Linked DNA regions of Homo sapiens: regions 1, 2, 3, 5 and 6 are each linked to region 4. The links are chromatin loops, found by intact Hi-C in ENCODE. Cell type or tissue: ascending aorta. All regions are shown on one strand. Region 1 overlaps CPEB2 (cytoplasmic polyadenylation element binding protein 2). Region 2 overlaps C1QTNF7-AS1 (C1QTNF7 antisense RNA 1). Region 3 overlaps C1QTNF7-AS1 (C1QTNF7 antisense RNA 1). Region 4 has its middle 12 kb from the start of CC2D2A. Region 5 overlaps C1QTNF7-AS1 (C1QTNF7 antisense RNA 1). Region 6 overlaps C1QTNF7-AS1 (C1QTNF7 antisense RNA 1).

Region 1 (5,000 bases), 420 kb after region 4:
CTAGAAACTGTGTAGGGTCATATGTATTGGCTCTCAGCTACAGTTGTGGTAACTTGAATTACTGCAACTAGAGGAAGGGATAGGCATACACATTAAATTAGCTGGAAATACAGGTTAAAGTTCTCTTGATGAGGAAACTAAAGACATTTTTATTTTTTTCAATGTGAAAAAGCCAAAACTAAGGAGAGAACCATGCTACTAAATCACAGTCTTTTTTTTTTTTGAGGCGGAGTCTTGCTCTGTCGCCCAGGCTGGAGTGCAGTGGCGCAGTCTCAGCTCACTGCATCACTGCAAGCTCCAACTCCCGGGGTTCACGCCACTCTCCTGCCTCAGCTCCCGAGTAGCTGGGACTACAGGCACCCACCACCACACCCAGCTAATTTTTTTGTATTTTTAGTAGAGACGGGGTTTCACCGTGTTAGCCAGGATGGTCTCGATCTCCTGACCTCGTGATCTGCCTGCCTCGGCCTCCCAAAGTGCTAGGATTACAGGCGTGAGCCATTGCGCCCGGGCCCTAAATGATAGTCCTTTTCAAGACCCAAAAGAAAGCTTATCTCCTCCACTCATTCCACTGGCATAAAAGAAAAAAAGAACTGATGGCTACCCCACTTTCCCATTTTTATGACTGAATAGATACAAGTTAGAGCATCTGCCTTCAGAAATACAATTACTGACTTAATTTTCTTAATTAAATGATACTCATAACTTTTTTCCTCTCAAAAAGTACAGTAAGCTCTTTATGACATACATAGCTGTATGTGGGTTATCACAGCAAATTTACATTTCTAACTAGCTTGCTAATACCATTCCCACTCCCCCTCCTGGCCACCAATACTTCTGCTCTATTTGTTTCTCTTGAAAAACGTTACGTACTAATAAAAACGTAAGCTATTTTCCTTGAGAAAGGGGTAAAGAAGATATAATTCAAATATTAATACAAATACTTGAATGATACATCATTTTGTATTGCTCTTTACTACTATGGAAGGCAGGGTTTTTTTTTAAACTACTGATAATAAAAAGTGTTTAGGATTTATACATTTAGAAATATAAACATACATACTTTCATTCTAATTTCAGAAGTACTTCACCTTTGGTTTTAAAACAATCTACACAATTCTATATAATGTGACTTCCCTAAAGTGCTTCTGGATGCTAAATACGGACTCTTCAACATATTTGAATTCTTCAATAGTGACAGTCTCCAGCAGTCAATTCAACTTAATTTGGGGAATATGGTCTGTTCGGAAGGAGACTGCTTGTAGTTATATTTATATGGTTTTTTTATTGTTTAAATTAAAAAATATCTCTACAGCCTCATGAGATATACAGGTATTTATTGTATTACACCTCTTTTTTAAAAAATATATATCTGAGTTAACAGATGCTTAGAGTTAAGGATTTGCCAGAGACACTTCATAGTTTTACTGAATTTGACCAACTTCCTGGCTTTTATCCCATTTTCTCTTTATTTCTTACTTAAAGGAATATTGAAAAGATTAACCATAACTGCTGATTAACTATTAAGGTAGAATCATAAAATCTTTACAGGTATGTTTACAGATATATTTGCCATATCGGCCCAACAATTGTAACAGTATGTTTTATTAAAGAAACTCAAGCCTAGCATCACTGTCAGCTTTCTGTCAGTTCTGCATTTTCTAAGGAATGTTCTTTAATTGCAACAGTCATGCATTTATTTTAATGTGTATCTGTGTACATCAAAATCATCTTGGGTACTCCAAGGAGCAACAGCATCACACTTTAGGAAACAGTGCCTCAGAGAGTTATTTTACTTTTTTGGGGGGTTATTTTACCTAAACTTTGTCCCAAGATAGTTTCTAACAAATAGTTCTAGTTTGGCTTTCTGCAACAACACAAAATGGGCCATCTTTGTTGGCTACTTATAATATACTTCAAATAGTTTAAAATATCAGTTATGTTTTCTCTTAAGTTTATATTCTCCAACATAGACATATCCAACTTCATGTATTTATAGGACATGATTTTTACTCTTTCAAATAAATTTTTGTCACTGTTCACCATCACCCACTACTTAGCTAACATTTACTTCCAGAAGCTGCTCTAAATACTTTACATGAATGAATTCACTCACTTCTCAGAACAGTCCCCCTGAGTCAGGCAGTATGCTAATCTCTATTTTAGACATAAACAAACTGAGTCAAAGTGAAGTGAGGTAAGCTGTTCAAGGTTACACAGATAGAAAAAGCCAACCTGGGTTTAAACTCAGATAATCTGGCTCCAGAATCTATGTTAGCAACCACTATGAGCTAGCTACTATTACACCACTACAAAAAAAAAGAAAAAAAGACTGATGCAAAATTTATTACTAAACACTGATTTTTAAAGCTAACAATATTAGCTCTGCCTGTCAGTTAAGTAATTCAACTTACTTAACCAAATGCCTCAAAGTGAGTTAAATGTGTAATACTTAAAAACTTTCATAATTCAAAAAGTAGATCTACGTACTATGAGATACAATTTCTTTAATCAGTCAATAACATTTAATAAATACTTAGTACAGGAGCACTAATATCACTTAATTCTCACATTTCCCAGGAAGACAATATGCTAAGAATATAGCTGAATTGCACGTAGTTAAAAAATAGCTCAAGAAAAACATCCCCTTACCTATTAGTACCTTTCTTGGCCTAGTTCTCTCTTCAGTAACCCTGGTGTCTACTAAAATTATTTAAATCCCTAATATTCAAGACTTCTTTAACCCACAAATATTCCCGATTATGTTGTGACTTCTTTAACCCACAAATATTCCCAATTATTTTGCTTCACTCTCAACCAATGATCCGAAAAAAGTTTTAAAAAAAATTCTCTTTGGATCAAATTGTTTCTTTTCCTGATGTAAACACATTTTCATGTCCTAGTTTCATTATCTTTTTCTCCCCGCTAGTACCTTGCCAGAAAAAGTTCAGAATTTCCAGGCTGGCTTCCTGTACTGAGTATGCATTGTGGCCCCAAATGACTACTAAGACTACTCACATAATACACAAAGCCGACTTGTCCACAAGATGCAACTCTTGCCTGAAATAAAATACTCTTCTTTCTGCCATGTGATGAAACACTTTTCAACCTAACATCTAGATTATTTATAAGGGCTTTTCCCAACTGACAAAATCATCCATTAGTTTAATAATGTTTAGTATAACTAATAATGTAAGTTGCAAATACACTGTGGCTACTAAGCTCTTTGCTTCCACATGACTCAGTATGGCCCCAGGCAATTCTGACCACAACCATCCTGTAGGATTCTCACTAATTAGATAACCGAGTGCTTAGACTAGACTGGCATGCGCTAGACAACTAAACAGTGAAATACTGAATGATTAAATCAATCACCTCATCTAATGCTCTGCCTTCTTCAATTTTTCTCATTGAGAATCCTACTTACCCTGACCATCTCCTACGTGGCCTGGACTTTATTTCCATCCTTCTGTCTTAATATTAGTTCACATAGTCTAGCTTCACATGTACCTTATTTTCAGTCTTTGTTCCTCAACTTCATTGCCATCTTATTTCAGCAAACCTTCAGTTGAAATACAAGAGCCAAGCCATTCTAATGATATTTTTTTAAAGTAAATATTAATACTATTTCTATTCTTTCCCCTTCCTATTTCCCTCTCCACACCCACCCTCTGACTTAAAAATACTCCTGTGAAGGATATTTTAATCTTCCATCTCTACTCCCACAATCACGGAAGTGCTAAGTACTGAGACTCTGAATATGTTAATGTTTGTCTAACAGAAAGAAAACTAACTTTAATGAAATTTATTTATTATTTTCCTTACTTTGGTGAACTTCTCTATGTAAGCTTTCTAGTTTGAGTAAGTTTAGTGTGATCACAATATTTATAGAGTTACCAGTATATTCCTTATTTAACCACAAACACAATGCTATACTAAGTAACAAGTTCTATGCCTTTGCAAACATTTCATTTAAATCTCACAATAAACCTTGAGACTATATTCTCATTACAGAGATGGGGAAACTAAGGTAATAGTAATCTGTCCAAGGTCATACCTGAAACTGGAAAGGCAATATTCAAACCAGGACTGCCTCCAAGTCCGTGATCACTGAATTAAAGTCATACTGTTACAAATGGCTGCTTTACCAGCCCGAACACACTCAGATTCCTAATTCTGCCTTTTGCATAGGAATAGTTGTAACTTTATTTTTATGCTCATAGAATGATTAAATTGTGTGTATGGACAGGTTCAGAGAAACATGTATTAAATCATCTTTACATAAATCAACTGGAAACATAAAATGTTTTTATAAAACTTACCATTTAACATCAACAGATTGTCAGTTCCTGGATGTGGATAGCTCAATCGACCTTTAAAAAGACAGGAAAGGTGAGTTTGAAGATTATGGAGTTATTTGAAAAGCAAAAACAAAAAAACAAAAAACAACAACAAAGGCAGCATAAAGAGAAAATTATTGAGCACAGTATATTTCTTAAGAACTAAAAAGCTTATGTTCAACTAAAAGTATATTAACTAAAATTATCTTTGGAAGTTGAAAGCAAAACAAAAAGTTAACCTTAGTTCCTAGATCATAAGAATACAATGTGATTTGGGAGCAATGCCAATAGAATAAAGCTTATTTATTTTTGGAATGTAAAAACAATATATCTATCATATCCTAGTCTTGCAAATTTAATATGAAATGTGAATTTTTAAATTTTTTCAAAGTTGTTTGTAATTTTATCTATAGATCTGTCAAAAATAAAACTTGAGAGAATTTCATATTCCTAAATCAAAAACAATTAAAATGTTAAAATAAAAAATAAGCAGAAAAATTCATCTCAACTTGCCAATGTGGCTTTATAAAGTCATATTTAAATAAATTAGTTTAATGAAAACATCTTATATTACAAATATTATTGAAAATTTAACTTCTTCAAAGTTTATAAATGATTAAAAATATAAAAAAAATTAAAGCTGATGAGTATAGTGGCATA
Region 2 (5,000 bases), 130 kb after region 4:
TTTTTATTTTTTTTAGACAGGGTCTCACTGTGTCACCCAGGCTGTGCAGTGGTACGAACCACCCGTGCAGTGGTACGAACATGGCTCACTGCAGGCTCGACCTCCTGGGCCCAAGCGATCCTCCTGCTTCAGCCTCCTATGTAGTTGGGACCACAGGGGCATGCCACTACACCTGGCTAATTTAAACATTTTTTTTTTGTAGAGGCTAATTTAAACAATTTTTTTTTTTTTTGGTAGAGACAGGGTCTCACTTTGTTGCCCAGGCTAATCTCAAATTTGTGAGCTCAGGTAATCCTCCCACCTTGGCCTCCCAAAGTGTTCAGATTACAGATGTAAGCCAAAAAGAAGTTAATAAAAAATATTCATAGCAGCCTAGTTTATGATAGCAAAAAAATGGAAATACAATATCCATCTATAAGTGAATAAATGAACAATTTGTGATATATCTATATTACATCCAAATGATAAGACACTACTCAGCAATTGTATTAGTCTGTTCTCATGCTGCTAATAAAGACATATCTGAGACTGGGTAATTTGTAAAGGAAAGAGGTTTAATTAACTCACAGTTCCACATGGCTGGGGAAGCCTTGCAATCATGGCGGAAGGTGAATGAGGAGCAAAGTCGCATCTCACATGGCAACAGGCAAAGAGAGCTTGTGCAGGAGAGCCTCATTTGTAAAACTATCAGATCTGTGAGAATTACTCACTGCCGTGAGAACAGTATGGGGGAAACTACCCCCATGATTCAATTATGTTCACCTGGTCCTGCCCTTGACACGGTGGGATTATTACAAGTCAAGGTGAGATTTGAGTGGGAACACAGTCAAACCATATCAGCAATAAAACTGGAAACAATCCAAATGTCCATCAATAGGTGAATACATAAATAAATTGTGTAAATCCTATCTGATATATGTAACATGGACAAATCTCATAAACACTATGCTGAGCCAAAGAAACCAGATACAAAAGAGAAGATACTGTGTGATTTCATGAAATTCTAGAACAGGCAAAACCAATCAATAGTGACAAAGCCGATCACTGGTTGCCTGGACTGGGGATAGGAGTAGGACTGAAAGCAAAGGGGCTCCAGCAAAGCGTTAGAGGGTGATGGGAATTTCCTATGTCTTGATTGTGGTGTTGGTTACAATGGTAGACAGTGGTCACAACTCACTGAACTGTACATATAAAACAGTTGCATTTTATTACAAAATTGATTTAGACAAAAAAAAAAAAACCCTGCAAATAATTTCCTCAATTATCTTGAGAATTCTGACTCTTCCCTTCAGCTTGCATGTTCTGTTCAGAAAAGCAAATGCTATAGTATTTGGCAAAAATTATGATGATTTATTGATCTTCAGACATGCTGTGAGTCGTCCTCATATTATCGTATCACAGATATATGTCTGATAAATGTTGGAAAATATTGAAATGTACTGCGATTTGGTAGTTGTTTTGAATTATTACCTACAAACTGGTCTTATTTTTATATATTTATTTTAATTTATTTACTTATCTAGGCACAAGGTTCTAAACTAAAATTCGAAAACTTTTATTGGCTACAGCCACTCTATCCTTAGGACAATACTTCTTGCTCATCTTTACCTTCTTTTCATTAAACCTTCCATTGTCCTGGATTTAAATGCCACATAACAACAAAAGTCCAGCCTAGAGGTAACTAGGCACCAACTTGAGTAAGGATTGGTCAGGTTATCCCAACTATAAGCCACCAACACAACTTAAGAAGTGGAGACTGGCATCTGGTGGCCAGCTGTTTCAACTCCTTAAAAAATACTTTAAAAGCCTTCCAGATGAAACAAAGTATGCAGATGGTATCACTTAACTTGATGACATGACTCACTAGGCATCAGAAACTGAGTTCCCAACCGTTTTCCATCTGAACTGTTAAAACGTCAAAAGAGAAAGTGGCTGATGGTGGATGCTGAGGGATATCGTTTGGTGTTTTCAACAAGAATCTAGTCCCATAGCTGGAAGGGATCCATGACATTACTGAACCCAGTTGTTTGCTTCAGGCATGAGGAAGCACTGTGCAGAAAGTTGTCCGCAGTAGAGTTCTTCCAGGGCACCTCTTTTTGGCCCACTCTGTTGCCACCAGCTTTTCTGGGTTTTGCTTAGTGACTAGATCCAGCTGTCCACCCAGCTCAGTGGACTGACAGCAGAGCCTGGGGTCACCAGGGCTGGGGTGGTTTCTAAGAGATGGTTTCCAGGTGTTTGGCCCTCTCGTTCTATGAGCTCCTCCTTACATCTCACCACTATCTCTAGAGCAGTGTCCTTTAACAGACAGACCACAGAGTTATTTTTCTCCAAACATCGTTTTTCAAAAGCAGAGGCTCAGAGCTAGGACATGATGTTCCCAATGACAGCTGCTGATGCCAGGTCTAGAGACCATGTTTCCTGCCTTCAAATATGCCTACATTACACTCAGGGTGTGGTGTGGTTTGAGGCATTTTAGAGAAAAGACACCAATCCAAAAATATATCCTCAAAAATGCTACTTAAATGCTCTCTCTTTGGATTAACTCTCATAAATTGCAAACCACAATGGTAGGGTTTCCTGAGCCTCCTAGACCAGGTTTGAACCCCTCATAGTCATCCTATGCCATTAGTCCTGGAATGCTCAGCTGTTGTCTAGCTGCTGGCATGCCACTCCGGTGAAGATAAGGATTTGAGTTGGTCCTGGTCACAAATGAACAAGCCTGTCACATAGCAGCCAGTCACTCACTGTATAATTGCTGAACCAATTAATGAGTCAATCTATCAGTCTTTTGTGCTTCGGTAAAAATGTGCTTAATACCAGAGTTGCTTTTATAATAATCTACTAACACCAGCATATGTATTGGGGTAAGTGTACGGGGATGTTATTTGGAGGAAGGAGAGAAGGAGAAAGCATGGTTGACTTTTAAGTGGGAGTTTGGGTTCGAACACTAGCTGTTCTGTGCACAAAGGGCAGGTAACTGAGGAGGCTGAGTTACCTGCCTTAGGTAACATAGCAAGTCTGCAGCAGGACACTGAGGCTCCCTGAGAAGGGAAGTGTCTTCTTCATACCCATGCTGTTTGGAGAATGAAATGAGATAATGCATGTGCAAGCACAATCTCAAATGAGCTATATTTGTTAGCCACATTGTGAGAATCTCCTGTGACATACATTTTTAGAATGAAGCATGTGGATGAATCCATAATTCTAAATGTTATAAAATAGTGATTTTCAAGCTCTAATATTGTACATGGAACTCACTGGTGTGATAGGCAGAATTCAAAGATGAGCTCCTGGTCTCTCAAAGATGTCCCACTGTAATCCTGAAAATGTGTGAATGTGATGAAATATCACTCCACTGATGAAGTTTCATTATATGATACAGTTGACCTTAAGATCTGGGGTGGGCCCGATCTGATCCCATGTGCCCTAAAAGGCAGAAAGCCTCCTCCCACTGATCGCAACATAGGATTTCACAGAGATTTGAAGTATGAGAAAATTTGAAGCAGACATACTCAGTACGTGTTGCTGTTTGGAACCTGGAGGAGACCACATGAGAAGGAGTGCAGGCAGCCTCTAGGAGCCAAGAGTGACAGCTCACAGCCTGTGAGGAAGCATGGATCTCAGTCCTACAGTTGTAAAGAAAAGGAATTCTGCCAACAACCTCAATGAGTTTGAAGCAGATTCTTCCTTGGTGCCTTCAGATAAGAGCCCAGCCCTGCCAACTCCCTAATTTCAGGCACGTTAAAACTCTGAGTAGAGAATCCAGCCAACCCTGTCCCACACTCTACTCCCACTTCTGACCTAGAGAACTTTGAGCTAATAAACGGGTGTTGTTTTCAGTCACTATGTTTATGGCCATTTGTTACTCAGAAAAGAAAATGAATCTACCTGCAGCTCTGGCTATAATGATGACTCATTCTGATTTAGCGGGTCTGGGATGGAGCCTGAGAGTCCACGTTTCTAAGACGTTCCAAGGTGATACCAATGCTGGGATTAAATTTTAGGAAGCAAGACTCTAAAGAACACAGCATCACAACACAATCAGTCAAATCTTTTTTTCACCAATAATATCCCATTTAGGAAATAATGGAATTCTTATTATTTGGAAAATAGGGAATCATGGAGTAATGTGAATCCTTATTATTAGTTATCTTTCCTGCCTATTTCCTGACAGCCTTTTCCTAGGACCATTTTTTGTGTTTTTCTTATTTTTTCTATTTTTCTATTAACTCTGGAATTGTCTCTCCAGAGCATAGTGTGGTGCAGTGGAGAGAGAAGGTCTTTGCTGCCCTTCATTAGGGAGTATATTTCATCTCCCCTGGGATACATTATCTAAAGTCAAGGGGCTTCAGTTCCCCCTATAAAAGGGGCCTATAAAAAAGCCTTCATCACAGGATTTGATCATCAATTTTATATGTCAGCTTGGCTAGGCAATGGGTGCCCAGTTGTTTGGTCAAACATCAGTCTAGATGTTGCTGGGAAGGTATTTTATAGAGAGGATTAATATCTACAATGGTTTGACTTCAAGTAAAGCAGATTAGCCTTGATAATATCTGTGGCCTTGATCCGCTCAGTTGAAGGCCTTGAAGGCAAAACTAAGATTTCCTGGGAAATAAGGAGTTCTGCCTCAAGACTGACATGGCAATCCTGCCTGATATTCTAGCCTGCTGGCCTGCCCTACAAATTTCAAACTTGCCAGCCCCACAATCATATGAACCACTTCCTTAAATCTATCTGTCTGTCTGTCTGTCTGTCTGTCTGTCTATCATCTATCTAATTGATACAACTGTGAACAATGTTGCAAACCAAAGAAACCAAGGGTTTTTGCCAGTTCTGGACATGGACAGAAGAATTACTTTAGGTAAGAGGAAACCAGGAGTGCACAGATTGAAAAATAGCAGCAATAGCTATCTATCTATCTATCTATCTATCTATCTATCTATCTATCTATCTATCTTATATCTATCTATCTATTTCTCTCTATCTGTATCTAATCTATC
Region 3 (5,000 bases), 110 kb after region 4:
TTGAAAACAACACTTGCTTTCTTTTCAGAAATTCCAAGCCCAAGAGTATATGCTGGGGAGAGGGGAATGAGACATCCTTGATGGGAGATTTTCTCACACCTGGAAAGACTGGGGGTCGGTGCATCTGTGAGAAGTAGAAATCGTCACCCTGCCTGGCTAGACCTCAGAAGGGAGGGCTGCCTGGTCCTGCTCAGACACCAGGTTCTTGGCCTTGACAGTGACTTCTAGTCCCCAAGCAGGGCTTGAAAGCAGAATACACGGATTCCAAAGGGAGAGGTCATTTACAAGACAAGACTGGGCATAATTGGTGTGAAGAAATGCCTCCCAGGATTTTTGCCTGACCTTAGTGTTAAAGGTGGTGGAGGTAGGAGCCTAAATAATGTAAGAAACTAAAGTTCCTGCTGGCATAGACTCTTGGAATCAGATTTATGTTGATTTCAAGAAAATAAAGAAATAGAACATTTCTTGCAGACTCGTGTTTATAAGATTCAGACTTGCTATAGTTGTAAGGCATTGGAAAATCTAAAGATAAATTTATCTCTGCTCTCTAAAAGCTTACCACCTATTTGGGAACTGCAGAAGATCATAAGACACCTAATGAATAACTACCATTCACAGCACTGTGAGATCCTCATATGTCACAAACTGCAGAAAAAGTTCTCAGTCATGAGAGGTAGACAGTTGAATTTTGCAAAAGGCAGATAGCCAGGAGGATGGAAAAAAGTTTCTCCCGAAGGAATATATAAAAATGCACCCTCCCCTAATCATTGTGTGCCAATACTATTATTATGTAATTGCTATAGCAGTAAATGCATAAAATTTTGTAGACCCTGATGTTCTTTTGGAAATATGCCTGCTTGATATGAAAGAGAAGTTTGGAACCTGCTGATCGAATAGGGAACTGTATAGTTTATGATTTCTATAAAAGTGCTTAGAGTGTTATCTTCATAGAGTGTGAGAAGTCAGAGAGACCTCAGAGGTCAACTAGCCCCTCCTACCCTTCCCATTTTACAGGGGTTAAACTGAGGTCCATGTAGAATCTGGATTTACTGAGGCCTGAGGGTTGTCATTTTGAAAGACTGTTGAGATAGTCAAAGTCTTGATGTTAATTGGGTCAAATGTGCACCTCCACTCCTTAACAGCTGTGTGAGCAACCACTGCTGCTGTCTCTTGCCTGGACATATCTAGATTCCTAATTGGAAGTTTAGTCTCTGCCACAGCTGTGCACTGGTTACTCATCCAATTCATTGTTTTCATCACGTTACTTTCTTGTTTACAAACCTAAATGATTACTTCATTTAAAGAAAATCTAAACTTTGTGGTTTGGCATTCAAGGCTTTCTGTGATCTGATTCCAATCAAGTACTCTAAGCTTATCTCCTTCTGCACCATATGCATGCACTTTGTCTGCAGGGAAGCCTTCCTGCTACTTTCCACGCTGTTCTCTCAGTCTCCTGTGTTTTTGCTCATATTCTCCTCTCTGCCTGGAAGGCCCTTCTCACCAATCCTTATCTATTCTTTAAGGCCAGATTGCATGTTACCTCCTCTGAGGAGTCTTCCCTGGGTAAGGGATACAGAGAATCACATGGACCTGAGTTTGAAACCTTACTCTGCCACTTAGGTCCTGAAAGACTGCAGGCAGGTTACTTAATTTCTCTGGGGCTTAGTTTTCTCATCTGCCAAATGGGTAAGTCTACACCCACCTTGTGACCTGGTTGTAAGATATAAGTGGGTTAATTCTATTGTAGTCGGCACAATTCTTTGTATCTGGTAAGTGTCCAAGAATGTGACTAATTACTGGTATTACTCCAGGGACCTGTGGTCTTGTCTTCTTTGAATTCCCACTCACTGTGAATTCTCTTATATTCTAAATTGCGATATCTAATTTTGCATTTTAGATATTGGAATGCACATTTTATTTCCCCATTCAATTGGTAGCTCATTGAAGTTAGGATGATATTTTCTTCTGGACTGTCCCTATTGCATTGTCCTTTACCACAGTAGGTCCTCAAACTTAGGCAAAGGCTGACTTTCCAAGTGTGAAAATACTGAAAAGAATTTGCTTTGCTGACACTTTTCCTCCTAAAAGTTGAACATAGTTAAAAAAAAAAAAAGTCAATTCTCTTAGAGATGAGAATCCCAATTGTTGGGCTTCAGTTTCATAGAAATACAGAAGAGAATTTGTGAAGTGACTGGTGGAGATTAGTACATTTCAATTAAATCTTGGGAAACATTGATTTAATGTTTAAAGGACACATGGCCTCAACTCATCAGGACAACTCAACCTCACCATTTTCCAGCATGCGTTGGTCTATGTGATACTTCAGAAAAAGTGGTTTCATGGTCAAATGAGTTTGGAAAACATTAGATTTTAATTAATAACCCGATCACGGGAGTCGGTGCACACATTAGCCAACTAAAACATGTGACACTTACTGAGGTAAAGAAATCAGCATTTAATAGCTAATAAGAATAGCTAACATTCTCTAAGCTCTCATTATATGTCAGGCATTTTGATAGTAGACCTTACACAGACTCTCTAATTTAATCCTCAGAATGCCCATAGAAGATAGATGTGATTACTATCTTCATTTAACAGATAAAGAAACTAACTGTTTGAATGGGCCGAAGTTCATACATCATTGAAGGAGCAGAGCTGGGATTTGAAGCCAGATGTTTGTGACCCCTAAGCCAGAGCGCTGATCTACCATGGTGCACAGTTTTCAACATTCCAAAACTTGCCTGACCAGGAAATACTTTTGGTTATCCTCCTATTATAATAATAACCCATGAAAGTGCTGTTCATTGCAAGACACTTTGGGGAATAGAGCCCCGCCAGGCCCAAGCTACTTGTCTTATGGGCTCATCCATGCTCTTTGCACCTCTGTGCCTTTGCCTGCCGGCCTCTGCCTGGGGACCCCTGGCCCTCTTGGCTCTTTCGTGATATTTTACTCATCTTTCAAGGTCTAGTTCAAGGACAGCTTTGTGGGACGCTTTCTTTGATTTCAGCAGGCTGATTTGCAAAGCCCCTCTGTGTTCCTGCCATCTTTCCTATGCTGTTTTTAATGTTTGGTCTGTCTTTGTCAAGGACACGTTCAAAGAGCGTTGATAAAGTATCTGGCACAGAGTGGACACTCGGTTAAGGTTTATTGAATTACCATGGTCTCTTTTTCTAGCCCATCAGCCATTGATCCCTAACCTTGGGGCATTTCAGGTCCAGGTTCACAAACTTGTGGCCCGAAACGTGGACTAAGCCTGGCTGACACCCAAAGCTAATACAGCATGGCTGCCACACTCCCGGCAGTTCATTGGTTAACACTCTTGTCCCTTGCAGACGCTGCCTTTCTCTCCCAGCCTCTCGGAGGCGAGGAGGTGCGATTAGGTCACTGTGGGCCTCTCTCATCAGCGCCCTTTATGGGACAACCCTGACCTGTCCTTTCCAGGGCTCTGTCCAGGTTTCATTACAAAGCCCCCCAGTGACTGCGCCTTAGATGAGTCAGCTGGCTTGGGCTTCATTAGCAACCCTAATAGCCTTTTTGTTTTTGTCCTCTTTGGGGCCCTCTGGGGCCCTGGGGTGGGGCCTGGCGGGCCTGACTTCCAGAGATGCCGCCAGCCTCCATTGGAGCCCGTGAGGAAGTTCGCGCTCCGGCTTCTCAGCAGTCACGTCATGCCACACTGTGCATTTCTCTGCCGCACCCGTCCCCAGGGTGCACTCAGGCGCCATGCAAACGCTGGCCATCCCAGCTCTAGAGCTGCCTGCGATGAGGTCATGGGTGGGGCCCCGGAGACCCCACTCCAAATAGGGTGGGGGCTTCCCCGACCAGCCTGGGGATGGTCCGAGAGGACCGGGAAGGAGACAGTAATATTGTGTGTCCGACCCACTGCTCCCTTTCTTAATGTTCTATAGGCTGGTGTAGACAGAAGTGGAGGGGAAAGGGAGAATAGAAGAAGATTTGGGAAAGAGAAGGATAAGGAATTGGCAGTCGCGGGTCACTCGCTGCATTAACTATGGGTGGAGAGAGGCAACTAATGGTGTCTCCTGATCACTCTGCAATGAGCAAAGTGTCCTTCTTAACCTTAATCCCTTTCTTATCGTTGAGACCATGAGGCAGAGGAAGCCACAACAGTCCACTTTATGTAACTAGAATTTGACACAGACAGAAAAAATATTCCAGAAACAGAGAAAGAACTGGTATAGCAAGAAGGCAGAGCCCTCTCAGCCCAAGAGCAGGGTCCCAGGCGGCCCTCAAATTGCTCACCCAGGCCTAATGGCTGAGAAATTCGCCTTGCTAATGTTTCTGTACCAGTGGGTTTTGCAGCCTGAGGTCACCTAAATGTCGCAAACCACTCAAGCTCTGTCAAATCCACAGGGTTTTATAATCTTTGCCTGTGAGCACGCTTGTGTGCGTGAAGGAATGAATGTGGAGCTGTGATAAAATCTCAGCCTGCTGGAAGAATGTGCAGATTTCTGTGACAATCTAGTTTTTTGCACCTGGAATTGTGCCTCAGACAGATGGGAACACTGATAACAGAGACATTCTCAGGGAAAAAGGGAACAACACATCTCATATTTATATGCCCCTCCACCTCAATGCACAAGATACTTCTCAAGTGACCAATGCACAGAAAAACAAGAAAATATCTTATCCTCGCTGCTCCCTACCTGTGTATGAGGCACAATCGAGAAGGCAAAGTCACCCTATTTAGATAACATTGTCAGCCGACTGTGACTTGAATTAATGAATGTTGAGTTGAACTGTTTCCTTCTCCCAGGATATATAATATCTGTAACATCCTCCCGTGTCAATTACAAGGGAAAAGACAAATGATTTATTTAACTTTTAAAAATATATTCTGCAAAACAAGTTAATAAGAAGCCATAGTAACTGCACTTAGGAGGATTTTTGGAAAGATATTAAAATCTTCCTTGGGAAACATTTCCAAGTTAATAGAAGAATCACAGCTCCGGAAGTTGAGTTGCATATAAGGGGATAAGAAAAC
Region 4 (5,000 bases):
AAAAAAAAAAAAAAAAGTACCCAGGAGCATCTATACTTGTTTCCTGAATTCTGCTAAATTGAGAAGCTATGTTTCCAACATCCTTAGATGGACTAGGGTATAAATAGAATTTTCATGGACTTGCCTCTGATCTCAGTCACTGTTGATGTTTTTGGAAATGCATGGCAGATTCCAAAGAACTGACTAGCAAACAGATTTCTAGAGTAAAATCCATCCATAAATTGGTAGCTGCTTGTGTTCTCACTATTTGAGAGATGGAATTTGGAGCAGAGGACAAAGGGTTGCCTGCTACTATGCATCATTCTGCTCTCTGGGGCTTGGACTCTGAGGGGCTTTGCCATACTAGAGGATTTTCCTGTCAGGGAAATATGGACACTGCCATGTACTGTCCAACTAGGGCCAAACAGAAAAACAGTAGCACTGCAAGGACCCAGCCAACTTCATGACGGTGGACTAGATTTTGTGGATCACAAGTGCCATCATATCTAGTTGCCAGCTTTTAGTAATTCTCTGTGTTATAATTTTCGCCTCTTATCTCTGACACATCTGTAAAATCTTATAATTGTTCCCTTAGAGACTCATCTATGCTGTGGGGGAATTACAGAAAGAATTTATATCCATGCTCGAGATGAGAGGGTAAAGTAAAGAAGAGTAATTTCAGTAGCAAGAATGATGGTATCAGTGGAGATTGCTAAAATTCTCAAAAGGCAAGTAAATTTTAGGAACAATGATTGGGGATCAGTGTTGAGCGTAAGTTTGCCCCTTCCTATATGGAGATTTTCTCTCCTCACTGCCAGCCTGGGTTATTTTTCCAAGGGATCCTGAGAATCACTCACGCTTTCTCCATGATACTAATGTATGCTTGAGACCTTCAAGACTCCCTCCTAATTCAAGTCTCTGCTAACACCAGAAAAGGATCCATCATCATTAACAAGCCTGCCTTCTTTCTTTATCCTTCTAGTGCTTACCACTAGCATAGCTGTTGACACATCATTTTGTCTTTCCTGCTGGGTTTCCATTGCTCAGGGAAGCTCCTGGTGCATAGCAGACACTCAGTAAATATGTTGAGTGATTGAAGGAACAAACCAACACACAAAGCAAAGCCTTCACTGAGTCCTTATATAAGGAGAAGAACTTATGACTGAGAATCTAAAAAACATATGACTGAGATCTAAAAAACACAAACTGATGACTGAGAGTCTAAAAAACACAACCTACTTTCGAATCAGCTGTGTGGATTCAAAGAGCCAGAAATGCTGCATCTGTTAAATTTGGAAAGTCGTCACTAGTAGGAGGGGGTTCCATGGGCCAGTGAAGAGGTCTTTTAGGAGTAGTAGCATTTAGTGTGAAACTGAACTGCTGGCCTCAAATCTTAAATCTGCCATTTGCTAGTTGGGTAGCAAGACAGGTAGCTTTTGGTTTTAGTTGGTGTTTAATTTCAAATTAAAATTTATCTTTCCATCAATTTATTCATCCATCTGACATTTATTTAGTGCCTGCCACATGGCAGATGTGGTGCAAAGTACTAGAGATTCAAAGATGATTAAGAAAAAATCCTCACCCTCTAGCTGTTTACCATCCAGTGAGGTTGAAACCTCTTGATATGGTTTGGTTGTGTCCCCACCCAAATTTAATCTTGAATTGTAGCTCCTATAATTCTCATGTGTTGTGGGAGGGACCCAGTGGGAGATAATTGAATTATGGGAGTGGTTTCCCCCATACTGTTCTTGTGGTAGTGAATAAGTCTCACGAGATCTGATGGTTTTATAAGGGGAGACCCCCTTCACTTGGATCTCATTCTCTCTTTTGTCTACTGCCATGTAAGATGTGCCTTTTGCCTTCTGCCATGATTGTTAGGCCTCCCCAGTCAGGTAGAACTGTGAGTCCATTAAACCTTTTTTTCTTTATAAATTACCTAGTCTTGGGTATGTCTTTATCAGCAGCGTGAAAACGGACCTCTAGTCACACTTATCCCATCAAGCTTTGCAGGAAACCACAGAGGGATTATCTGATAACGAAATGTCATTTTTACTCTAATTGTTTATGAATTACAGTGTATATGACTAAGTAGCTTTAATAAATGTATACTAGGCAATGGGAGGAGATCCACATGGAAGACAGAAGACCTTGACTCTAGTCCCATCTTAGCGACCACTGACAAGGCCCTCATCGTTTATGGATCTCTGTTTCCTCTTCTGGAATATGAGGTGGGCAGAGAAAGTTGATTTCTAAAGTTTCTCCTAGCCCGCACTTGGATTTTACATAATCTCTGGAAATGGTCTCTAATAGAGTAGTTATTGTTGCTGGCCACTAGAGGTCAGTACCTTAAAAAGTAAACTGGATTCTCCTGCCATCAAAGTATGCCTTGAAGCAAAAGCAAAATTACTGTTTTCTTATCTTGGTTAGGAAGAAACATTCCCAAAGAAACAGTTTTCTCCTTGACATATTAGAGCTTGTAAGATGACATTTCCAAACTCTGGCTGAGCATTCACTGCAGAGTTCACTAACAATCTTAGTGTGAGAGATGAAGGAGCAGAAGGTCTGGCCCTAGCTAGTGAAGAACGTATGGTTTCTGCACAGACCTGAATGCATTGATAGCTGTGTAACAGGAGGAAAGAGGAACTGAAAATGACTCTTCTGTAGAGCAAGCCCCTCACTGTATCCAGTGGTGCACTTGCCCCTATCTGGTCACTGAGAATTAAAAGGTAAATATGTTTTTAGATCAGCTCTTTTCTCATAGATGTGGTAGGGAAGGCACAATTTTTGTTCCTTTCCCTGAGTTCCTGCTGCTCTGAAAGATAGGAACTTCCACTCTCTTAATAATTAGTGGCTTACCTCTCCATGGCTCCTTCTGGTGGAGGGAGGAGGAGGGATTTCTCTGATTGGTGAGATGGCAAGAGTCTGGTACCCCCTGGGCTCTGTGTTGGGAGTGGGCTGTGTGTAAAAAGTCACTTGCACATGTGGCCTCTCTTGGGTTCTATGAGCTTGATTTGAGGGGAGGGAGACCTCTGTTCTCTTTGAGGCTGAATGGAAAAGTTTCTGTTGTGGGATGCTAATCAGGTCTAGACCTGGAGGCAACTACTGGGAAGTTTGTTTCAACCTCATATCCAAGTTGCTCTCTCTGATTTGGTGCTACCAGTAGGAAGACAAGTATTTTGGTACATATGTGGCTTCTGTGTGCATTTCTCAATTGGCTTGGCACCCTCAGGGGTGAGGAGTGGGATTAAATGGAAGCCCTTCTCAAATCCTATCAGTGGAGGTGGATTAATATAGTCCCCTCACAATTCTAATGACTGCAGGCTTGCTTGTGATGTTGTTGGTGTAGGGTTTAGGTAAGAGTGGGGCTCAGGGTTGTCCTTGGGGATACAGGACCAGGGAAAGGAGACAGATACAGCCCTCAACAACTTATGCAGCTGAAACCAAACTGAAATGAATATAAGGGGCAAATAGTAGAAAAAAATCATTAAAATTCAACTTGAGGAGTGTGTAGGAGAGAGATGTTTTGTTCTGCTTTGCCTAAGTCATGGTAGTTGTGCAAAAAGTGTTGGTCTTAAAACTCAGGCTTCTTTTGGTACAAGGTGGTTCTGTGTCCCCCAGCTGCTCCCCTTTACCCTCTCCCATCCCGTTACCTCTTTATTCACAAGAGAAGAAAAACAAATAGAAAAGATCTCCAACAATTGTCCAAATAATTCATTCATTTATATAGACATTTCTTCATTCATTCATTCATTCATTCATTCATTCATCCTACCAATATTTACTGAGCTTTGATTATGCACCAGGCAGTTTCAGGTACAGGGAACTAAGCAGACAATACCCCCTTCTCTTGTGGGGCCAACATTTATTTGAGGGTTGACCAAGTACGGTGGCAGATGAAGTCATTGCCTCTTCCATATCCCTTGCATTAACCAATTCAGGGTGCTTTGATAGATTTTTAACTGTCTTATCTCCATCTCTGTGCCTGAAGCCTTTTTTCAGAACCCTGCAAAGTCACTTTACCTGAGCACCAAAGGCACTCTCAAAGTGCTGGAAAAATATTGATCCTGAGAGCGGTCCTCAGCCAATGACTCTTGGGAGTTGGTCTTTAAACACTCCGGCTTCCTCCCTTTTTGGGTGAGCTGATTCGGTGTGTGTTATCCTGTTCTCCTGGGCAGCTCCTTGGGATGAGCTTCAATCAACCACAATGGCAGTTAGCTTACAGACACAGTTATTGTTGCTCTGTTGCTTCCTCACTACCCTATTGGTGTTTCCTGCAACTCCCAAATAACCACTTATACTCAAGTCCTTGTCTCAGAGTCTGCTTTTGGGGGAAATCTGCTAAAATTGTCATTTTTTACATATATTACCACATTTTGTTCTTGCAAAGACCCTGTGAAATTATGAACTGAACATCGCAGTGCCTACCTGATGACACACTTTTGGAAAAAAAACAAAACAAAACTGCCTACATCTCGTGCTGATGGGCTTTGAGCAGGCAACTGTGCTTTATACCAGTATTCACAGTCCTAGCTGATGGGACCGAAGGAGGGTGTGGATCAGCTGCAGCCAATCCCCAGGCTGGCTCTTTGATAAACAGGGGCCTGCCAAACATGAGATCCTCACTCTGGGGATTTGAACTGAGACATGAAGAAAGAGTCAGCAGGGATTGAGCAATTGGAGCTAAAGCAAAGAACATGTCATGAACTAGAGCTGGGCTGGGAGATGCCAGCAGAGATTGAAATGATGAGAAATCAGAATCCATGCTGTAGAAAAGGCAGATAACAGGGTGAGGAAACCTGTGAGTGGTATGAGAAGCCCATGGATGCAAAAGAAGCAGAGACGTGAAGCAGAGTGGAGTCAAGTTCTTCACTGAGGGCCAGTGTCAGGATCTACCCTGGCCTCCACCAAGGCCCTGGAGGGCTGTTGGAGCCACTCAGCTGGAAGTAATGGCCTATAAGGCCTGGTCCAAGCAGAACTCCAGCACCCATTACTCCTGCTCTGATTTTGTAAAATAGCGATTT
Region 5 (5,000 bases), 57 kb after region 4:
AATGACCTTGCAGAGCCTCCAGAAGGAACAAACCCTGTCAAAGCCTTGATTTTGGATTTTTGATCTCCAGACCTGCAAGAGAATAAATTTCTGATGTAAACCACCCAGGTTGTGGTAATTTGCTAAAGCAGTCCTGGGAAACTAATACAGCATTACTAGAGTAAGAGGATGAGACAGAATGAGACCAACATTGGACATCCAAAATGAATAACACAGAGCAAAATTGATTGCTGACTCCAAGAGGGAAGGGCTGCGCTGCCTGGGCACATTCTTCTGAGCAGAGCCGACTGCTGGGCTTGCATAGTATTTTGGGGAAGCATGGGACTCAGAGACAGGCAGATTTTCAGGCACCTAAGTAGCTGACATGATCTGTAGAGAGTGATTATTTGGGGGAGATTGTGGTGATTTTGTGAAAATGTATCTGCTTATCATAAAAATTTCAAGGAATTTTATTAAAAAAAAAAAAAACAGAAAAAAGCAAAGCAAAACAAACTTTCACCTCTCAGAAATCATTTTGCCAACATTTGATGAACATCATTCCAGATTCTCTGAGGCACAGGTTTAGCCAGAAGCCTTGCTGGATATAATTTTACAAAAATAAGTTCATACTACGCATGCTATTTTTATAAAAAATGATTGAATGTGAGGTTACTTGAATGTATCAGAATAAAAATAAACTAGAATCCAACTGAAGGAATTGCTGAACTTCAGATATTTCTAAGGTTAGATGACAACTATGAAAAACAATTCCAGAATTTAGTGTCATTTTGCTTTTTAAAACTTTGTATGTTTTAACTTTATACAATATTTATTTATCTTCTGCCATGAAAGAGGAGGGTTTTATTTATTTCATTTTTCCCTTCCACCCCTAGCCTCCCAATTTTTTTCAGTTACATTATTATTTTTGGATTGCCTGGAATTATAACATTTATATTCTTTTCTGTCAAATAATTCCCACTGTTGCTTAGTCTTGATTCGGTTTTGTAAAAGATCTAATACTTGCTCATGTCCTTATTTGGTGGATTCTCCATTGCTGGGTGTTTAATTTTGATTCATGTCTTGCTATGCTAGATTTCATCATCAAATACTTTTCAAGAAGGGCTTTGTTAATACAGTCCTTGAATTCTTACATGTTTAGGAATGCCTGCCTGTTTCTTTTATAGTTATAGCATAGCTTGGCTGAGTGAAAGAAAAAAACCTCTTGGGTCACCTTGTCCCCTTAGAACTTGGTAGAGGTTGCTCTGCTATTTTCTGGTGTTGAGGATTGTGGTGGAGACTAAAGTAACCTGCCAGGCTCCGCTTGTGATATCTGTTCTCTAAACAACACATACAAGACATTTTTCCTTGAATTTTCACAGTCCATATCTTGATGTTACCAATCTTGCTTATTTTTCCTGGGATATGGTGTTCCCTTTACATTTAGAGAAAGCTTTTTTAAACTCAAAAAGCTTTCTTGAATTGACTTTAAGTTTTTTCCTGTTCCTTTTTTTCTGTTCAAAATACCAATTTGGGTATGTCAGCCTCCCTTTTGCTTCAGTTTGTGTTGTCTTGTCTGTAATCATTTTTATCACACTGTTTCTTTCTTTCTCATTTCGTGTGGTATCTGAAGCTTTCCTGTGCTTTCAATAGCATTTATCTGTTTTCTGTTGACTTTGAAGTTGACTTTCATGTCTATAATTGTTTTATTTCATTGATTTCCTGAGCTCTGCTACTTTTTAACTGGTCTTCATCTTATTTCTTTTCTGATCATTTCTATTTCGTTTTTAAACTTTCTTTTCTGAGAAACTACGATGTTGATTCATTTAAGACTGAAGAGAACTGATCTCTGTGTTCTCTGGTGGTGGATCATTTATGATGTATGTAATTTTGTATCTGCCTTCTGTTTTTGATTTTTCTACTTGTTTCCCCCCTCTTGCAATACCCATGCTGGGACCTTTGCCTGGCTTTGGTACTGGTGTCATTCAAATGTGATGAGATGCCTCCAGCTATTTGGCCAACAACAGTGCAGAGGGGGCTTGCAGCATTCAGTTAACCAGGCCCCAGTAGGTTTGTGGTTTCTGTTCTTCCTACTCAGCTGGCCTTGATGAAACATCCCCCTCAGGTTTTGGTGTCCGGGAGGCCAGTGTGGCTCAGGTTGAAGCACTTAAAGATGCAGATTTTGTTGTGGCTGCAAGGTCGCTCCTCCCCACACGCTCCTCATTCCTTTCCACCCCAGACATGGTCTCCTCATCAGAGACTATCCCTACACAACAAAAATGATATGTTTTCCCAGTTCCTCCTCATTTATTTGCCACTCCCTTCCCCCTCGCTATTGTGCAACATGGAAATAGCTCTCTAAAGGAACTATTCTGACTTCTTCTATGTGTGGTATGCAGCACTGGGGTGCGCCCGCTAGTATTTCCGGTTCTGCCCTCCTCTAAGACACTTGGCAGGATCACCCTTCCTCGTCTCTAAAATTAGGCCTGGCTAGAAGAATTGTGTGGGCAGAAAACATGAATTACCTACATGTCCCCTTTCCCCTCCATGGTGAAATCTGAAGCCTTATGCTGTGATGGGGGTATCGGGAAATGGTGATGGTGGCTGGGTCCTGAGGGCCCACAATGAACAAAGACCCTGATTGCTCCATAGTGAGCATGTAACATAAAGGCTTTTGTATTTATGCATCAGTACATAAACCTTTTTGCTGTTTGAAGCCACTGAGATTTGGGATTTGTTGGTTAGTGCTGCCTAACTTAGCCTCTTTGATTAATACAGGGCAAGAAAAGCCAATAATTTCTATAACAAACATTAGGAAGCCTGGGAATTGAGAAGGTCATGAGGTCTGGCTGGAAGGTATGGATCAGAGCAGACCGTTCATCATCCAGCCAGGACACTGACCAGCTTCAATGGTCTCCTTGAATGTTGGAGGGAAAATATTGTACAATTTCCAAAGTTAGGGTTTCTTGTTGCAGACGGTTTCAGATTTCTTGTGTTCACCAGAAAACAAAACAATGGAACTTAATCCTTTTCTGTTTCTCTCCACTCCCTTTCATACAAATGTGTCTTCTTGTGCATCAAATTTAATGCTGTTGACAGCATTATTTACTGCCACTGAACATACTTGGCTGATTTATGACAGATTACACTGATCATCTATATCCCTCAAAGAGCCGTGGGAGCTGCTGCCTTTAGATCTTTTTGCAATATACAGACTGTAAATGTTTTCTTTTTTCTTTTTTCAGTCAAGTTGTTTATTCTCTCAACAATTAAAATATGTGTGTACAATCCAAGACATTTTTGAAGAATAAAACCTTGCATCTCTGAATTCCTGTGGGGCCTAGCAACAATGGACGATATCTTAGTTGCAGTGTCATTTCCCTAAAATCTAGCTTGTGTGTTACAATCACATTGATGTATCTTCCCCAGAACCAGAGAAGCCAGGCTTAAATCTCTGTCCTGGCATTCACTAATGTCATGGCCTCAGAAAAATTGGATAGACTTTCTGAACTTGTTTTCTGACCCATAAAAATGTGATAATGGCAGTAGTCTTTTTAATCCCACAGGAATATTGGGAAGAACAGATGATTTCATATATGGGAAAGGCCCTGGAGCAATGCCTGGCTTCAAGTGGGCACTCAGTATATACTACTTGAAAGCACCTTCCAAATTTTGCAAGTGGCATCTCAGTTCATTCATTCACTTACTTAATACCTATATACCCAGCATGCTGTGGGAAAGTTGGACTTATAGTTATATAAGACATAGGTAAGGAGGTGATAGTCAAATTAAGCTAACAGTTAAAATGAAGTGTTTTATGAAATTAGCTACATATCACAGGAGCTAATGTTTGAGGGCTTACTATGTGTTCAAACATTGGGCTAAGTCTTTAAATGGGTCATCACATTTATTCCATGCAAAAACACTACGTACATGATTATTATTATCCCCATTCTAACTGGAGGAAATCAAGGCTTAGAGATACGAAGAACCTGGCCAAGTCACAGATCATCGATTGAAATGGGTCCTGTAGTCAGTATGACTTGGGGTGCATGTTCTTAACTACTATCTGCGGAGCCTACAGAGATATTCAGAGCTGCTGGAAGTGTTACAGTAGGTGGCTCATCAGGCATTGGCAGAACAGGAGAGGGCTTCCTCCCCAACACACCCACCCACTAGGAATGTCAGGTGACCATCAGCTGATGGTCAGAAAGTTAACTGTCTCTCTAAAATAATAATTGGTTGCAGTCGGCACCAGGGAAGGGCAGTTTCCCAATAGATAGAAAACACCTGAAACTGGTGATCAGCAGGTTCCTGATAAGATCTCAGGAGTTGGGAGAGTGGTCTCAAGCATGTGCATTAAGAGGCAAAATGGCAGCATTTAACTGGTACATGACCTTCCTCTAGGAATGCTAGACTGGTGGGGGAAGAACACCTCAGGTGAGCATGCATACAACTCCAGTAAACACACTGCGCATGCTCACCTCCCAACCACTAACAGGCCACTGTGCATACGGACAGCCCATCCCAAGGGAAGAATCAGGGGAGAGGCAATGCGAGATCCCAGAAGCACACCAGCTTATAAAGCCCCAAGTCAAAAGGTGGAGTCATGCACTTGATTTCTCACGTTGCCTGCTTGGCCTTCTTCCAAGTATACTTTACTTCCTTTCATTCCTGCTCTAATGCTTTTTAATAAACTTTCACTCCTGCTGTAAAACTTGCCTCAGTCTCTCCTTCTGCTTTATGCCCCTCAGTTGAATTCTTTCTTCTGAGCAGGCAAGAATTGAGGTTGCTGCAGACCCTACAGATTTGCCACAGGTAACAGAAGCAGACTGCTGCCTCAGGGGAATGTTCACAAAAGGCACTTCTGTGAAAGGGATGCCTGAGCTCAGCTTTGAGATTTGAGTAGGGCTTGTCTACTCAGACAGAGGAGTCCTGAGCCTAGACCCAGGTAGTCCCAGAAGAGATATGCTGAAGTGTTCACTGTGGAACAGAAAGTCTGTGAAGGTAGATATTGGAGGACA
Region 6 (5,000 bases), 230 kb after region 4:
TTTCTGTTCATTTGTTCCGTACCACATGTAAAAGTTCAATCAGCAAAATCACCTCCGGCCAGCAAAAGAACCACTTCCTGCCCATCTTTTTAGATTGTGTTCTCCTGATGATTTTCAAGGGGGCTCAGAGCCCAGATTAATTCAACAGAATAACAGAGCAAACCAGCTTCATTCCCACAAACATCACGTCCAAGTTGCTATGAGGTGACTTCAGTTCATTATCCGGTTGAGCCTGGAATGGGCAAGCTTCAGGGTGTCCCCACACCCACGGCAGACCCAGGCTCTTGGTGCCCAGATGGAAGGGTGGAAACAGAAGGTCCAGCCCATCTGTCTAATGGTTGTCCCTTGGCCAGCTAGTGGGATCTCCTCAAGAGCTTTGTGTGGCAGCTGCCTCAGCCTGGAAAGAGCTTGGCAAATTAGAAAGGAAAACAAACCCAAAGAGGAAACGCTGCTTGCAGCCCAGGCAGCTTTTGCATTATCACTTTCTCCTCTTTTGTGCTGAGTTTCAGATCTGTGACTTTCAAACAAAAGGGTTTTCTGGCCCAAACCTCCAGCTCGTTGTGAAAAAACCATGCACAAAAGTGGATTCAGCTGGCACAGCCCGTGTGACCTTGTGCCCGTGACTCCACAGCTCCTCTGTTTTCAGTGGGGAAGGAGAGCACAGTAATGAAACACAGGGTGGCTTTGCCATTTCCCAGCGATATGGCCTTGGACAAACATCTTGCCTTCTTTTGACTTCAATATCCATGTCTACAGTAGAAAACAGTAACAGCACTCACTTCAAAGGCTGTCAGGGAATTAAATGAGCTCACAAGTATGGAATCCTTAGAACAATCCTGAGTTCCTGCTGCATGCCCTGTGGGTTCAATGTACACTGTTATTATATTTTCTCATCAGTAAAACGAGAATAGTAATAGCACTTGCGTAGGATTGTTGTGAGGTTCAAATGACCACATGTTTCTGAAGAACTTAGTACACAGTGGGTGCTAGGAACTAAATACCAGATCTCATGCAGAGAGGCTGAGCAGAGATGCCTTTAAGAGGGTTGATTTGGAGACCTTGAATGCAGACAGCCAAGTCTGGTCTCTGCCAATTACCAAATAAGAATTAGACAGATCAGGTCATTAACTTATGCAGTTGATAGTTCCAGGAGGTGATATTTGAGGAAAATGAAAAAGTCAGGCAGGCAGCAGGGTGTGTGGTGAAAACACAGTGGGCTGGGGTCAGAAGTCCTGGCTTGGAATCCTGACGCGACCGTCTGGATGTAGGTAGCCTTGGGCAAATCTCTTCTTCACTTTGGCTTCAATTTCTTCTTCTGTAAAAGGAGAATTTGGTGATGTCCCAAATTCCTTCTAATGCTAATACCAGATAATTTAATGTTATTTTCGGGCATCACTCCCATTCACTGCTAGTGGGAATGATAAAACAATAAATTTATTCAAGTGAATAATTTAGCGTAATCTAGTTCATATGAAGATATGCACGTCCACCTCCATTATGGTGTGTCTCAATAATTTTATACCTGTTCATTCAAAAAATATTTATTGAACCCTAATTATGTCCCAGGTGCTGTTCTAGTAGCTAGGGATACTCCAGTGAACAAAACAGATAAAAATCCCAGCTGTCAAGGAGTTTATGTTCCAACAAGGTAGACAAATCACTCACAAGAAAAAAATTTAAAAAATAAGTGCTTAAGGGAAACTGAAAAAGTAGGGAAGGTTGTGGTTTTGGATGGGGTGTGTCTGTTTCCCCACTGGATGGGAGCATGGCCTCATCCAGGGCGGTACCTGGCACGCAGTAGTTTCTGATTAAAGGTTAGGTGAACAAATGCCCAAATGAGCAGACCCTGAGTCCTGAAAAGACTGATTTGATGCACATGTGTGTAGTCTGCGTATTTTTATCTGAAATGAATTAGCACCAGCAGTTTCCAGAGCAGAGCTGAAATGATTACATTACCATTATTTTAAATCTGAGAAGCACTAGGGAATGAGAACCACATCCTCCTCCCAAACCAGGCCAAACAGAGGAGGCCACAGAGCGGCCTTATTTGCACATTGCTGCCCCCTGGTGCTGGTATAAAAATATGGCCACATTTGCTTACCTCTAGGGTAAAATGAATTAGGCTGGTGCAAAAGTAATTGCGGGCTTGGCCATTGAAAGTAATGACAAAAACTGCAAATACTTTTACACCAACCTAATATCAGTGAGCACACAGCACCATCACTGAAGTATTGGGATTAAATTGTCAGTGTGGTGATGACCACGTTTGTCAAATCCAAAAGTCTGTACAGTATGGCCTTAAGGGGGCAGTGGCTAGAATATTAAGGACTATTTCAGATAAGTCAGTGCAATGATTTTATTTTCACGATGACACATGATGTCTGCTCAGATATCACTTTTTGGGAGTTTATAACTATCCAAATGGATCAGAGCTCATAGAAACCTAAGCTATTTCCTAGTCATAGGACTCCGGGAATGTTTCTTAAGGAGTTCATGTGTAGACTTCAGGGACCATCTGACCTTCTGTTTGAGAACAATGTTCCCCAAATGTGTAAGGAAGTGTTAGATCTAAATAACTGAGGAGTGCTGGGCCAGTTGCCCAAGGTGAGTCCTCCACGAAATGAGACACTTGTGTTCACTTAGCACAGTGGTTCCAGTTTGAATTCTATTTCGTTTATACACACATTCCCCATTTTACCTCATATCAAGGTGGCTGGTAATCAGGTAGTTTCCTAACCACCCTAAGTCCTTGTTTTCTCATCTAAAAACAGGAGAAAAATAATACTTACTAAATAAGGTTTAATCAAAAAGAAAATAGTCATGTGAAAGAAAGTAATAAAATATCAGGCACCCATTAGATGCTTAATAAATGCTTTTAAAAGCAAGCTTGGGAAACACTGACATTGATGGAAACTTACAAAGCATTTCAAGATTCGTCAGTGACAGGAAGACTTCTCTGATGAATTATTCCTGGCACTAAGGTCATTGTAAGATAATGAACACTATCAAACAGTGAAAAATCCTAATAAACTTTGTTTTATTCCAGGTGTGTTTCTATCAGAGTACTTTGAAAACCATTACATTGAAAATGTTGCTATCTTTTGTGTTTGAAGATAACACTATTTGCCCAATTTCTTTTTTTCTTTGGTTCTGATTGAAAATAGTATTATATTATAAAAACTAATGTTTCCTACATTGGGCACCCACAAAAACTGCCTTGGGGCCTGCATCTTAGGGTTCTGCTATGGGATAAATGTTTGTATCTTCCTAAAATTCATGTGTTGAAACCTAACCACCAATGTGATGGTAGTAGGAGGTAGAAATACCGTAAGGTGAGAATGTTTAGTGTCTTATAAAACAGACCGCAGAGAACTGCGCTGCCTCTTCCGCCATGTGTGGACAGAGCAAGAAGGCACCACCTATGAACCAGAAAACAGTCCCCCACCAGAGAGTGGATCTGCAGTGCCCTGATCTTAGACTTCCTCCAGAATTGTGAGCAATAAATTTCTGCTGTTTATTAGCTATCTAGTTTTTGGTATATTTTATGGAAGCCCAAGTGAACTAAGATGGGTTTCTATTTGTAGAATCAACTGCTTTTCCTCTTAAAAAAATTGTAGGTTTTTTTTTATTACTACAAAAGTGATATGTGATTATTGTAAAAAAAAAAATTGAAACATTACAGAAACACATGGTCTGTAAAGGAAACATTTTCCGTAATCCCAACTTTCTTTTAAAGGTTTGGCATATGATTGTGTTCATTTTGTTTCATGAATACACCAACTTATATGCGAGTGCTTTAACAAGAATGGGATCATACTAACATGTTCTTCTGCAATTTGAGTTTTTTTAACGTTCGGCATCCTGGATAAGTTCCACATCTTTCTGCCACTTCTCTCTCTCTCTCTCTCTCTCTCCCTCTGTCTTCTTTTTCTCTCTGTAATTGATGTATAGTGTTCCATGGTGAGGTGTACCTATTGTAACTCTGCAGTTTCCTTTCTAGGTAGTCTGCTGCCTTTATTCAGCAGAAGATCAAAGATCCCACCCATGCATGGTATCTCAAGGACTGGAGGGGGAAAAAAAGACAGCAAGTGGGAGTGCCCTCATTTGAGACTATATTTGAGTGAGCATTAAGTAGTGAGTAGCTGAACCTGTAGAGGCTGAAGGGCCTAGAGGCATTGTGGACAAGGCTCCTTGGCAGCTGAAAGATGAGCGGTGTGCTATGAATCCCACCTTACCTATAAGAATGGTACACTTTAATTGGAGGGTTCTTATGGTTTCTATTTTAAGCTTCATTCATATATCATTTATTCAGTCAACAAACATTTTTGAGTGTCTACTCTGAGGCAACCAGGAATGCAGAAATAAATTTTCTTAATAGATACAAACTGATAAGTATCCACAGAGCAATTGCATTCTATGGGACACAATTCATTTGCATTGATCTGGTCACAAATATTTGCATGACTCAGCTTTCTACAATTTACAGAGTAGTAGAAGGATTCAAAGACAATGAGGCTGGGCGTGGTGGCTCACATGGTGGCTCAATCCCAGCACTTTGGGAGGCCAAGGCGGGCAGATCACTTGAGGTCAGGAGTTCGTGACCAGCCTGGCCAACATCGTGAAACCCTGTCTCCGCTAAACATACAAAAATTAGCTGAGCATGGTGGCACACGCCTGTAATCCCAGCCACTTGGGAGGCGGAGGCAGGAGAATCGCTTGAACCTGGGAGGAGGAGGTTGCAGTGAGCTGAGATGGTGCCACTGCACTGCAGCCTGGGTGACAGAGCAAGACTCTGGCTCAAAAGAAAAAAAAAAAATTAAAAGACAATGAAAGGCAGAGATCACCCAGAAAGGTATATTAGGCTGAACATCCGGGAAGTTTTTTCTTCCTCTCATTTTAAAGACTTTCAGAATTTTAATGGACAAATATCACATTAACATACAACCGAAAAAAATGTGGCACGTAAATGCCAAGACCATGGAGATAAAGGCAGTTTAAAA

The links. Peaks named below come from ENCODE experiments on the same cell type or tissue, not always from the same donor. Only the 100,000 strongest peaks of a DNase experiment are listed, where the experiment ranks them.
Region 1: it touches region 4 in a loop (2.4-fold over the local background); 2 of 110 quality-filtered maps call a loop at or near these places.
Region 2: a loop joins it to region 4, with 2.8 times the contacts of the local background. A loop is called at or near these places in 6 of 110 quality-filtered maps.
Region 3: a loop joins it to region 4, with 2.2 times the contacts of the local background. A loop is called at or near these places in 7 of 110 quality-filtered maps.
Region 5: a loop joins it to region 4, with 7 times the contacts of the local background. A loop is called at or near these places in 31 of 110 quality-filtered maps.
Region 6: a loop joins it to region 4, with 12 times the contacts of the local background. A loop is called at or near these places in 107 of 110 quality-filtered maps.

What each region holds. Positions count from the first base shown.
Region 1 is chr4:15,032,534-15,037,533 of GRCh38, reverse strand. CPEB2 (cytoplasmic polyadenylation element binding protein 2) reads right to left here. Exons shown (of 12, transcript NM_001177382.2): 5 at 4,323-4,373. The region is part of intron 2 of C1QTNF7-AS1 (C1QTNF7 antisense RNA 1); the gene reads left to right. Among named protein-coding and RNA genes, the nearest start is that of CPEB2, 33 kb to the right of the region's middle. In ascending aorta, no CTCF peak of the experiment used is centred here; no DNase peak of the experiment used is centred here; H3K4me3 peaks cover 1,499 bases; H3K27ac peaks cover 4,554 bases.
Region 2 is chr4:15,324,995-15,329,994 of GRCh38, reverse strand. All of the region lies in intron 1 of C1QTNF7-AS1 (C1QTNF7 antisense RNA 1), which reads left to right. Among named protein-coding and RNA genes, the nearest start is that of C1QTNF7-AS1, 100 kb to the left of the region's middle. In ascending aorta, no CTCF peak of the experiment used is centred here; no DNase peak of the experiment used is centred here; H3K27ac peaks cover 1,139 bases.
Region 3 is chr4:15,340,553-15,345,552 of GRCh38, reverse strand. All of the region lies in intron 1 of C1QTNF7-AS1 (C1QTNF7 antisense RNA 1), which reads left to right. It also overlaps a transcript of C1QTNF7 not described here. Among named protein-coding and RNA genes, the nearest start is that of C1QTNF7-AS1, 85 kb to the left of the region's middle. In ascending aorta, no CTCF peak of the experiment used is centred here; no DNase peak of the experiment used is centred here; H3K4me3 peaks cover 926 bases; H3K27ac peaks cover 1,652 bases.
Region 4 is chr4:15,455,073-15,460,072 of GRCh38, reverse strand. No RefSeq gene overlaps it. Among named protein-coding and RNA genes, the nearest start is that of CC2D2A, 12 kb to the left of the region's middle. In ascending aorta, a CTCF peak has its summit at 2,305 (motif pointing right); a DNase peak (open chromatin) is centred at 4,582; H3K27ac peaks cover 4,918 bases.
Region 5 is chr4:15,398,453-15,403,452 of GRCh38, reverse strand. All of the region lies in intron 1 of C1QTNF7-AS1 (C1QTNF7 antisense RNA 1), which reads left to right. It also overlaps a transcript of C1QTNF7 not described here. Among named protein-coding and RNA genes, the nearest start is that of C1QTNF7-AS1, 27 kb to the left of the region's middle. RefSeq lists enhancers at 2,044-2,103, 2,234-2,353. In ascending aorta, no CTCF peak of the experiment used is centred here; DNase peaks (open chromatin) are centred at 257, 2,084 and 2,392; H3K4me3 peaks cover 2,281 bases; H3K27ac peaks cover 5,000 bases.
Region 6 is chr4:15,228,771-15,233,770 of GRCh38, reverse strand. The region is part of intron 2 of C1QTNF7-AS1 (C1QTNF7 antisense RNA 1); the gene reads left to right. Among named protein-coding and RNA genes, the nearest start is that of C1QTNF7-AS1, 200 kb to the left of the region's middle. In ascending aorta, a CTCF peak has its summit at 2,075 (motif pointing left); DNase peaks (open chromatin) are centred at 332 and 2,070; H3K4me3 peaks cover 1,054 bases; H3K27ac peaks cover 2,630 bases.